Linked DNA regions of Homo sapiens: all the other regions are linked to region 1. Evidence: chromatin contacts called from ENCODE Hi-C or POLR2A ChIA-PET data. All regions are on one chromosome and are shown on one strand. The core of a region is the stretch at or near the end of the contact, and the rest is flanking DNA. Distances in the headings are between cores, read along the strand shown.

The links. A loop is a pair of places that touch in the nucleus more often than their neighbours do. ChIA-PET counts read pairs that join two places held with the same protein, here RNA polymerase II (POLR2A). Pooled maps may share reads with other maps.
Region 2: a loop to region 1 is called in a map of ascending aorta, with 6 times the contacts of the local background. The contact joins the enhancer-like site here to the promoter of STARD13 in region 1. A Hi-C loop is called at or near these places in 48 of 168 maps with a recorded cell type or tissue (Caco-2, Calu3, HepG2 and 26 more), 1 of 37 single-sample maps with no recorded cell type and 29 of 50 pooled maps. POLR2A ChIA-PET finds 5 or more read pairs at or near these places in 10 of 52 experiments (AG04449, Caco-2, HEK293 and 7 more).
Region 3: a map of ascending aorta shows a loop between it and region 1 (6-fold over the local background). The contact joins the enhancer-like site here to the promoter of STARD13 in region 1. A Hi-C loop is called at or near these places in 5 of 168 maps with a recorded cell type or tissue (aorta, ascending aorta, gastrocnemius medialis and 1 more) and 5 of 50 pooled maps. POLR2A ChIA-PET finds 5 or more read pairs at or near these places in 4 of 52 experiments (AG04450, H1, MCF 10A and 1 more).

Annotation. Positions count from the first base shown.
Region 1 is chr13:33,284,061-33,288,012 of GRCh38, forward strand. STARD13 (StAR related lipid transfer domain containing 13) reads right to left here and starts at 1,695. Exons shown (of 14, transcript NM_178006.4): 1 at 1,410-1,695. The coding sequence starts at 1,578. RefSeq lists enhancers at 1,798-1,857, 1,868-1,997.
Region 2 is chr13:33,234,118-33,238,069 of GRCh38, forward strand. All of the region lies in intron 1 of STARD13 (StAR related lipid transfer domain containing 13), which reads right to left. Among named protein-coding and RNA genes, the nearest start is that of STARD13-AS, 41 kb to the right of the region's middle. Within about 2 kb of position 2,164, at least 7 of the 41 ENCODE cell types and tissues checked have a DNase peak (open chromatin) inside an H3K27ac peak, as active enhancers do; they include IMR-90, PC-3, PC-9 and 3 more, where a contact is called at or near this core.
Region 3 is chr13:33,320,625-33,324,576 of GRCh38, forward strand. It overlaps a transcript of STARD13 not described here. Among named protein-coding and RNA genes, the nearest start is that of LINC02344, 13 kb to the right of the region's middle. Within about 2 kb of position 1,972, at least 10 of the 41 ENCODE cell types and tissues checked have a DNase peak (open chromatin) inside an H3K27ac peak, as active enhancers do; they include ascending aorta and gastrocnemius medialis, where a contact is called at or near this core.

The DNA of each region.
Region 1 (3,952 bases), core at 445-2,944:
CTAAAACCAAAGTGGAGCTGGTTTTTATTCTAAGCCTAAAGTATTTTTAAATCTAGCCACAGGGAAATAATTACTTTTGTTTCTATTCAATCAAGACCTGGACACAGAGTTTATGCAATGACATAATATCCTTCCTGAAATCAGACCAGCATGTAGGAAGGACCAGCATCCTTCACACATAACTAGTTCCTGAACCTTTACAAACAAATCCTAATTTCCAAGGAAACAATCTCATCAAATGCTGCCCGCTAGAATACATATTGTTCTTTCTGGAAACATTACAATAAGATTTTCATGATTACAAACCCCAACTTCCTCTTTAATATTCAATATAATCTTAAACTCATTTATTTAAGTGGAAACTGTATTTTTATAATGGCTCTAAAAATTCCTGGTTAACTTATTTAGCACCAATATAATAATTTCTTTTTTTGTTGTGTAGGAGGAGGGTGATCATTAACTGACTGTCAACGTGTGTTAGGGGCTTCTTAGGAACGGCTCTAAAAATTCCTGGTTAACTTATTTAGCACCAATATAATAATTTCTTTTTTGTAGTCTAGGAGGAGGGTGATCATTAACTGACTGTAAACGTGTGTGTTAGGGGCTTCTTAGGAATGTTCGTCTTTCTGCTTTCTACTGATATACCCTATAAGGAGCATGTTTTAAATTTTTTTTTTTTTTGAGACTGGTAAATTTTAGTAATGTCCAGACTTCCAGGCTGGTATTTTGAGGGGCTGGGAATAAAAAGAATATCAAGCAGCTTATAATCAATATTCTCTTCTCTTTGCATTAGGAAGCTGGAGTTTTGTGTGCAGGTTACGGGATTTGTTTTGAGATGAACGAACACCTTAATTCTCTACCAGGAAAACAATATTAACACATCTGTGGCAACTGCTGACATAAACATACAAACAGGAAGAGAATGCGATTCTAGTGCTTAGCCTGGTGGCCTTTAGAACAGAATTCTTGCTTTCCTCCTCTTCACTAAGGATATTCGAAATACTCTGGGCAGGGTGGACATTAGTCCCTCGCCTCCTCCCTAATGAAATAAACAAGTGTCCACATTTTAAATGTGACGGAGTGTGAGGAAACTGCAGAAAAGCTCCTAAGATACACACTGAGTAACAGTTCTCATCTGTTCTGTAGACACACGTCAGTTTGGGAATTTATGATTCACTGTCCCACCGTGAAGTTTTTTGTGCACTTTATGTTGAGCTATGTGGCAGCTAAGGACTGTCCTGTTTGCTGAAAACTGCAGCCTAAAGTTATTTTTCAAAGTTACGGGTAGTGTGGCATAGAAATCCATATGTTATAAAGTGGAAACAAACAAACAAAAAAAACTGGGTTAGCATGAAATAGAGCCAACAGAAATCAGAATGAGCAACAGCCTTCCACTGCCGGCCACTCACCTTGTTGAATTTTAGTCACTAGCTGATGGCGTGCTAGAATCCGGCTCATCCTGTAAGGAGAGCGTCTTGTAGTCTGATCAAATCGCAAGTACATCTCCTGGCCCTCAGGTGTCATGGAATTTAGGTAGTAGCAGCCTGAGGCTGGGGTCCTGGGCACCTGACTGAACATCTCGGCAGATTTCCTATTGCCACCTCAGTCTGCCTGTGGCTGTTGCCGTCTGTCTCCAGTCTCAGTCAAAGAGCAAGGCACCCAGCCCAGGACAGCTCAACAGACCCAGCGATTTTTAAAAAGAAAGAGGAGTGCCAAAGCCACAACTCAGAATTCCAACCCCCGGGGCCCTCACGTGACCTCGGGAACCAATGAGAGGAAGAGAGGAAAATGGGAACGTTTGCAGTCAGCCCTAAGCCCCGACCAGAGGCAGTTCCAGCCGCCAGGGTCCCTCACACAACGCTGAAAGCAAAATACACGTATTTGACGTGCCTCAGAGCTGACGAAGCACCCAAAAGCAGCCCTCACTAAAGGAGTCGAAAGAAAAAGAGAGAGGGAAGGGCAAAACAAGTAGAAGACAAACAAGTCCAGGGCTCAGGAAACTTTTCAGCCTGTCAAAGTTAGAGAAAGCTCCTTCGCTTTCTACAGGGCAGCAGCAGCCAGGTAAAAGATGGACCTGATAAATCTCTTAAATTTAAAAAACACAACACAACAAAAAAAAACTACTTCAAACAAGCATCAACAGCTGAGCGTAAGCCACCACCTTCATTATCAAGAAACAACTCAAATAAAAACTTTTCCAGTGAAAAATAAACTTCAAGGGCTTTAACACCAGGAGTGAATACACCACAGATCCTGACCCTCACGTGATGGGAATTGGAGGGCTCTTACAGATAAGACTCAGAGAGGCAAAGTACACACGCGTTACGTATTAAGCATCCTTTCCTCTTTGATTTCTCTACTTCCCCAATTTTTAATCACCTAGAGGTAAAATACTTAGAAGGTGCCTATCACATTTAAGACACTGAATCATTTAAGACAAGAATCACTGCAGAAGTTGCAAAGGTACTTCAAAGATACTGTCATCAACCTGCTAAGGACCCATTGAGAAGTTATACAAAAGCTTCTAACATGAGGCCATATATATGTCTCAAAAAGGACGCAAACACAATGCTAGGTGAGCAATATTATTTTTGACTGGGGTGATGATTGCAAGCCAGATAGAGAAAGAGACATTTGGATAGGCTTTTTAAAATGGGGGGAATTCTGATAGGCAGAGGCTGGGGAGGGCTTTGCAAGAGACTGTAGGTACCCATGTGTGCAGATCCAGAACCAGAGTATATGGTTTAAGCAAACTGCTAGTAATTCAGTTTGGCCATATCTGAGTGTGTGTGTATATATATACGTGTATATATATATGTGTGTATATATATGTGTATATATGTGTGTATATATATACATACACACACTGAGTGACATATATGTATATGTCATTATAATTTTCCCTGTTTTTCTTCTTTAACATTGTTTGATGTGAAGAGAAAAAGTCCACAGAAAACATGTTATCAAATTCTGAGCCTGGGGCTGAAAGAATAAAGTTCTTTGATACAAAAAGTATATGACCAAGTTGCTTCTACATTTGGCTGACGGAAACATAGCCTGGCTGGGAATTTATAGTCTAATAATGAGAAATTATTTCTACATTATTTCCAAATTAAAAGTTTAACAGGATTTAAATTAGGACTTTGATTCTTCTTACTCTGGCTCTCCGAGGCCCATAAGCCTTAACAACTTTCCCTGAGGGAATTGTTGCTAGCCTGATTCTGAGAAGCAGCTCGTCTTGTATAACTGTCCCGCTATGAGAATAAACAAGTTAAGCACGATCTCTGCAGCCCAGCATGTGACAATTGCCTACTACCTCACGTAGTTGGTAATTGTCAGCCTCTTCGGGTGGTTACACAAGAGTCATCATGTCTTTGTTTTCAGGTTGGCTTCATGGCAGGAAGGGAAAGAAAGATCTATGGGGCCATACTGTGCACTTTCCATTCTTATTTAGGATTTGAGCAGCAGTTTTTCTGTTCCATAGCATCGTCTGTGGAAGGTGAAAGGGATCTGAGACCTAAGGAACTGCTCGGCAGAAGCTCGAATGGAGAAAGGTCGAGCACCATATTGCAAAGTTGGCTGCCTGGAAGGTTCATGAGCCCAGCTCAGTCCGCACCGGTGGCCGTCCAATTAAGGTGCTTGCATCAGCTGCTTTGTGCACGTGCTTTCGGCTTGATGGTCCAACACTGGGAGCATCTGTGTCATAACTTTTTGTTCAAGGCAGACACTTGGTGGTTATCACTTTTTTACTGGAAGAGAATGGAAGGAGGGTGGAGAGAGAAAGAAGAGGGGAGCATGGGACTTGAGAACATTGAACATGTTCTGGGAAACCAAGTAAAGGTGAGGAAAAGGTAAAAAGGTAAAGGTGAGGAAAAAATACGTAGCTTTTTATAGCTTTGGAGAGCACTTAAAGATAGACCGGCCATTTCCAATGCCAACCTTGCAGTTCATT
Region 2 (3,952 bases), core at 914-3,413, 49 kb before region 1:
GACTGGCTGTGTCTGAATAGACCCTCTTGAACCTCTTGGTTCCAGCCCCCAGTGAAGTAATGATTTCATCAAACAGATGCAGAACATCTACCCCTCGAGATGGAGAACTACTGACTGGTACCCGCTTTTCTGGTCATAAGCTGAGTTTTCTGCCCCTTTGTCCTCAAGTGACTTTGAATTTTGTTCTTTTGAGAAAATGCTCCTGAGGATACAGGAACAGAGTCCCAGCTATTTTCAAAGGTAAGAACCAGCCTTCCTCTTCCTGTAACTCTGTGTCTTCACACTCATCATGCCATCTGCTCTCTTCCACTCATGGGCTCTCTCAAATGCTTCACTGACATTCCCCTTGCACAAGGCCGCAACTGGCCATGGAGTTCTCATTAGTAAAATGGTGCTACTCAATGTTCATCCACCTTACATGATTTTCGTGAAAATTAACTATGAAGTTTGAGGGACTTTTTTAATGTTATGAAATGTTAGTCTAGTTTCTTATAACTTTTTTTGATGAAAGCAAAAATACTGTGATTTTAGCATTCTGCCTCCAACAAATCTACCTCTCTTTGGCCTGAGGCAAGTCACCTAATCTTATATATCAGTTTCCTGTGTGTAAAGCATGGAAAATAATTGTTACCTGGCTCACTGGGATTGCCAGGTTTAATTAGTTATGACTTTAGAAGGTTGTAAAAAATTGCTTTGTAAACTATTCATAACAATGATGGCATACAACTCCTTCTGATATCTTTATTCCTTCTCTGATTTCTTCCATATCCAGTTCTTCTGCTATAGAAATAAAAAGTCATTAGTGGTGAATTTGTATGTTTTTATCTGCATTTCTTCCTGTTCAATATTTTAAGGATCTTATGTATTATCACAGAAAATGTAAAAATGTTCAGAAAACTCCTTCCTCTGGTCTCTTGAAGCCATTAGTACAGTGGTTTTCAAAGTGGCGTCTTCAAACTAGCATCAGGAATGCTTGAGTCCCCAGTTCCCCAAATGTGCACCAGGGCACTCTGGGGCACTGTAGCAAACTCACACAGGAGGCTTGGGATATTTTTTAAATTCTTGAGAGGCTCACAAGCAACACTGGACATCTGTCAGACACTGAGCAAACTACTAGTCCAAAGTAGTTCCTGCTTTCAACATGAGGTCCTGTCAACAACATTCCTTTCCATGAGGCCATATCTAGCTGGATTTTTGGCAGATGCTGTGATAAAAAGCAGGTGCTATGTGAAAATCAATGTGGAACAGAAAATAAGGCTGGCAATAACCCATCTGATTCCCAGGTTTGAGAAACTGTGCAGTGTCCAGCCAGTGCAGACATCTCATTATTAAGTAATTGTGGTTATTATTAATGAAATAAAATATTATTTTTCTTTCAATTTAAGGGTGTTTTTAAAAATAGCTGCTAAGTTGTTAGGACATAAATACTTCTCCAGGTGTTTCGGTCTATGTACTTAATAAATGCAACTGTTAGGTATTTCTTTTGGCCTAGAAACAGAGTTACCAGAAAAGTCTGGTAGCCCTGTCGAAGGGCACTGTGCAAAAACTACTGAGGCCTTGAGGACACCAGGAGCCAAGGAAGTCTGGAAACCTCTGACATGAGAAATTGCTCCAAATGCAAATTCTTGGGTCCCCTCCAGACTTCCTAAATCGGAAACTCTGTGGGTGGGGCACAGTGATCTGTGCTTTGGCCAGGCCTCCAGGTGATTCTAATGCATGTGCACATTTAAGAAACATTGCATTAGCAGCTTATGTCCTAAGAGCAGCAGGTGTGCTTGGGCAGGTGGATGTTCCGTTGGTAAATGAACATCAGGCTAATCTCACAGTTTGAATGAGAAGGTACAGAAATGACCCAACTGGGGGCAAAAAATCCACCCCCCAAATCAGTTTACATAAATACATAATGCATATATCTTGCTCTCTTAAAGCTCATTCTAGCCTCTTAAAATTATGAAAACGTACTGTTTTTATTACAAATCGTGAGTAATTTGTGCTTTCTCTTGGGCATTTTGGGGAACCCGAAGTGCCTTTTGATTTTTGAAGATTGAATCACTCTATTATTGAATGCTTCAGATTGCTGAGAATGAATCATATCATTCCTTTCAGAAGACAGAATTTATGGCTGGCCAGTAAGGCATGATCCAAAATCTTTGGCAGGAATCTGATTTGCATTCTCTTCTGACTTGGTAGCAAGCAGGACCCTCCTCAAACGCCTTGTTAGTGTTTCTGTGGAGAGGAATAAGGAAGGACCAGGTGCGAGGAGTTCCCTGGGTTCGGTGGAAACGCATGGCTGCGTGAGTGTTAGAGATTTTGAGGAAAATCTCCTGTGCTGAATAGCAGACCTCAGTTTTTCATCCTGGTTAATCCTCTTAAGCCTTTGTACATATGCAAAGATTTCCAAACTTTGGAGTGCTAAATCAGAAGCTTTCAGCAACAGTCTTCCTTGGCATCCCCCTGTTTCCTTAGCAATATGGTGGTCTAATGCTGAGCATAAGGAAGCCAGTTAGGAAAGTGCATCTATGTGGATACAGGGGAAGAGCAATCCTTATTATCTTGAGTCCTCTGATGCTGGGATGGCTTCAATGCTTGATCTTGAGGTAACAGCAGGAATCAACTGGTCTTCAATCCCTTGCGGACAGTGAGGACAGTGCGTTACAACCACTCTGGCTCACAATAGCTACTCAATAGCTTTCTTCAACGTTGTTGCATTACTGAATGTATTACTTTTAGAAATTAAATTACAGCCATCTTCTGCAGTTGGTATAAATTCATTCCTTTCTCTTAAACATTTCAATCTCTTCTTCAGAGTTTGATAGTTTTTGACCACTGATTCCTTCCTGAAATTCTTTCTTCCCTAGGATATATACCCTTATGGAATTACTTTTGGTTTTCACTGCTCAATTTTCTTCTTTCTTCCTCTTCTTCTATATGTACTTTCCCCAAAGATCTACACGTTAACTTTTTCTCTTTTCTTCCTAAACCAGCCCTCTACAATCTTGTCCATGTCAAGGAATTCAGCTTTCTCCTAGTCATATCCTAATCTCTTTCTGCACTCAGCCCCACTCCTGGAACTTCACTCTTGTCCTCTTTCAAAGTCCTAGTTCCAGATTTCTAACTTCTTAAAGAAGCCACCACTCTTCCTTAACTAGGAAAAATAATTAAATAATGAAGTCATGTTGTAATCCCTGTTTTTCCTTGGCCTCACTTTCAATCGGTTCATAAATTCATAAAACATCTATAAATTGAGTCCCTGCCAGCAAGAAGGCATTGTGTTAGTGCTGCAGGTGTAAGACTTGGGCCCTGCCTTCAAGAATGTAAACGAGCCTCAATTTATAACATCTTATTCCTCCTTTTTGTTTCTGCCATTGACCTGTTTTGCAGTAGTCTCACTTCCCACATGAACTATTGCAATGAACTATTTTTCTGGTCTTCCTGCCTCCAGCATCTTGCTTCTCCAGTTAATCCTAACTTTGGTGCTAGAAAAGACATTTCTGGATCATACCACTCATCAGTGTGATCCCTTGATTAAAAACTTCCCATCTCCCCCCTCACCACCATCCCCTACACCCATTTGACTACACTTACCAAAAAATTTTAAGGAAAAGCTTGGCACAATCTCTACTGATGTTCTGAGAAACACCATATTTCCTCTGAAATGATTTTTGCCTTTAAACTATACCAATTGGGTTGAGAAGAGTCTTTATGGCTTAGAATCAAATGAAACATTTTACCTGGTGACAAAAACCAAGAGTATGTTAGATTCAAAGAACTGTTTCATCACTGTCTGAAGAAATGTTTCATTAGTGTCTTCATAAAAAGAGATAGACAAAATTATGTCTTTCAAGAACACATCTTATGTAAACGACACAGAGTAACTGATCAGTATCACTTATGAGTGGGATAGTATTAAGTAGAAATATGTTTTGAGATTAGCTCTTCTACTGAGTAGTTA
Region 3 (3,952 bases), core at 722-3,221, 37 kb after region 1:
ATGTATATTTCTCTAAATCATATTTCTACCCACAGATATTTTTTAAATGAATAAAAAAAGATTGGCCAGGTATGGTATCTTGCACTGGTACTCCCAGCTACACTGGATACTGAGGAGGGGAGGACTGCTTGAGGCCAGGAATCTGAGACCAGCTTGGGCAACACAGGGAGACCCCATCTCTAGAAAACAAACAAAATCAACTTCCGATGTGTACCATTCTAAATGGAAAACTATATTGACACATTTTCAGTAGAAGTTGTCATACCCTCCCTCTATGCAAGTAAACACAAGCTCGTTCTTTCACTATTAACATATCATTGAAGGTTAGCCATGAGTTCTGGATGTATATTAATAATTTCTAGATTTCAGAGACTATTATAAGTCACACAGTCAACTTTATGGAGATCATTCAATATTGTATGTTTAAAATAACATTGAATGTATTGTATTTGCTAGAAATAACATTATTATTGCTTAAAACTGACTGAATATTTCTGAGACAGATTTGTCGCCCCCTTTGTTCTTTTGTAGACAGCATTCCCTCCACCTAGTAAACCTGATTTCTGTAATTTCTATTAATGAATAATAATAATAAATAGGCCAGGTGTGGTGGCTTACCTGAGGTAACCCCAGCACTTTAGGAGGCCAAGGCCGGTGGATCACCTGAGGTCAGGAGTTTGAGACCTGCCTGACCAACATGGTGAAACCCCGTCTCTACTAAAAATACAAAAATTAGCCAGACATGGTGGTAGGTGTTTGTAATCCCAGCTACTCAGAAGGCTGAGGCACGAGAATCGCTTGAACCTGGGAGACGGAGGTTGCAGTCAGCTGAGATCATGCCACTGCACTCCAGCCAGAGCAACAGAGAGACTCCGTCTCAGGGAAAAAAAAAAAAAGGCAATAAATAATAAAAGCCAACACTTTAAGCACTGACTCTGTGCCATCATTGTTCTCTTACATATATTATCTTATTTAATACTCATTCAAAAATGATTATTAACTCCATTTTATAGATGAGAAAACTGAGGTCGAGTGGTGAAGTATCTTGCCTAAAGCCACAGAGCTAGGAGGTGGTAGCATCAAAGAACGGGGCTTTCCTGCTCTCTGGATCTTATTGCTGAACATCAGTCCACATTGCTTATTTCTCTCTCCACCCAAGCCCAAATTCATCTCCTCTGAGAAGAGTTCCATAAGTGATCCTTGCTCATAGGAGTTTTTCTTCTCTATTCTTTCAGCACTTACACACTCAGTTTGCAGAGCATTCATGCGTAATTTTTGGAAAATTTTGTTACTTTTTCAGTGTTATCAAGAATGCATAATTTGTGCATCAGGCTAAGGCTAAACTAAAAATCAGAGTCTGCGTCCTCTAATTTTTTTGAATTCTTCTGCTATGACTTGTGAGTAAAACAATGTTCTGAATAAAGTAGTGTTCAGCAGATACTATCAATTCACAGCTCATTAATCACAGTGTTGAGATTCGCATATATGTAACTGCTAACAAGTATTATAGCTCATTTCCAAATCGATTTCATTTACCAATGTTATATACTGCAACTACTCACCCTCGTATCTAATACCTTCAGTTATACAACTTTTCAAATCTGATGATGACAACAAGAATGGCTTGGATGTCCTCAGAACGTACACGATGTACAAATAAACAGCCCAAAGTCTTACTAACATGAGCCTTCCAAACAATGCAATCAGTAAATCTTGTCCTACAGGCTCAAGGAGCTCTCTGTTTTCACTGTCGTTTGTACCGTTCTCCACGCAGTTTAGCTGAGAAGTTAAATCCAGCATAAGTACATTAAAAAATGTATCTGATATTTTCATTTCCTAACAAATGAAGCAGAAATTATATTTTGCAAGTAGGAAAGGCATGTTTTCTCCAAATGAAACTTAAAATCTTACATCTGCTCATAAAAATGTTGAACATCTGAAAATATGAACAAATGCTGGAGTTGCAGGAATGACCTAACAGCTGTTGCACGCGCAGTGACGTAAAAAGCTGCAGACGCATTATTCAGCTATTCAGAAATAGGATCTGGAAAGCATTCTATTTTGGTACACAGCAAAAATTTATTTTTCTCTTGATAAGCCAGGACTTCAGAAGTTAAAAAGAAGAGACTGCTATCTTTAAAAACCTAAGTCGATATTTGCTACAATCATGCAATCTAGTTCTCCTTTCTACCAATTTAAACTAATAGTCCAGTTTTTGAAAGATACACAACCTAAACAATGTCCCTGTGGATGTTGAATTAATTAAAATTGGCAGGGCATTATGAACAAGCAGTAGTATAATTTTCTTGGGAGAAATTTTTAAAAACACTCTTTTTTCTTTTTTATAGGCATCTAAACATGGAGATAGAGACATAGGTAAGAACTGTAACAGAATAAGAGAAGAAATTTGAAATCTCCATATTTTTTCCTCCGGCCAGAAAATGAGTAGCAACAACCAGAGCCACCATGCTGGGCAGCACAGGTTGTAATGTGACGAGGCCCCTACCAGGGTTGTGCCACACTGTGTTAACAGTGCCTGCCAGCCTGGCTCCCACTGATTCTCTGAGCTCCAGCCATATTAGGTGCCTCCAATCCCTGCTCTAGTCCAAGTGCTTGCCTGATTCTGAGCCTTTGCATATGCTGTTCCCACTGCCTTGTACGCCCTTCCTAACCCTTTCTCCTATGGAATTTACACTACCCTCCAGAACTCAGCTCAAACGCTATTCCTCAAGGAAGCATTCTCTAACCTACAGATGCTGTTAGCCTCCCTGCTATACTCTGATCGCACCCTTCTCCCACTCAGCCCTTCCCACAACTGTAATTAAATAATTACATGGGCAATTTGTCACATAAGTGTGATCTACCCCCTAGACGGCAGGCAAGTTTTATGAGAGTTGTTTTTCAGCTGAATTCCCAGCACCCAGCAAAGTGACTTGCCCAAAAAAGACACTCAATGTAACGGTACATACATGGTACTTAGCTTCTCATTTTACTACCTCAAACAAAGCACTGTCTCTGATCTTCTGCTTTCCCATTTTTCTATACTTTAAACTTGATTCTCTGGCCTTCAATTAACTTAATGCCAGAAGAAAATGGATTCTGGCAGAAAACATAGCCAGAAATATGCATCATGCTCTTAAAAGACCACTTGGCTCCACAAAATGGCTCAGGTAAGAAACGCCAACTTGCTCCTTGGTCCAGTCTAATTTCTATTCTGGTGTTATTCCCTTTTGGTCTGGTTTCACAGTCTCTACTGAGGGAAACAAAAACACGAAACACACCGTCAGGATCTTGCGCTCCTCTTGGGGATTTCATAAGGCTATTTCCACAGCTGATTATCACTCTGACTTTGGGCAGGGAGAGGTTAAGAAAAAAAATGCAATATTCTGCAACAGCTGAAATAATTCTCTGCCAAAGCCTGGTTTTAAATTCAAAGTATGTTTTCTCTGTATGTAGAAGGCAGTAAAAGGTCTAAAGTTATAATGTGACATATAAATTTAGCACTCTAAGATGCAAAAACAGAGCAGATATTTTTATGCACTACTCATAATAATAATTACTATTGACTCTAAAGTAAGCAAATCCATATTTGTTTTCAAGTTAAGTGTGTTACTTGAGAATATTCGAAAACATTTGCTAAGGGGTGTGAACGGTGCAGACTCTCATCAAAATCCATCTGTCTGAATCTATTAACTGGCATTTCCCCAGCTGGGGCATTCCTCAAGTCCTACATAACAAAAGCTCCTTATGCCAGGAGTGAGGGCTGATACTGAACTTAGAAACTGGATTTATTTTATCCAGAATTAAAAGTTCTAAATGGATTTTGTAATCGTGTATCTTTAGGACCCAACTCTATCAAACACAAAACCAACAGCTGATGTCAAATAGAAAATTAGAGTTTGAGCTTCAAAGTCAAGGTAGCTATCACTGCTTTTCTATTTTAAAAAACAAT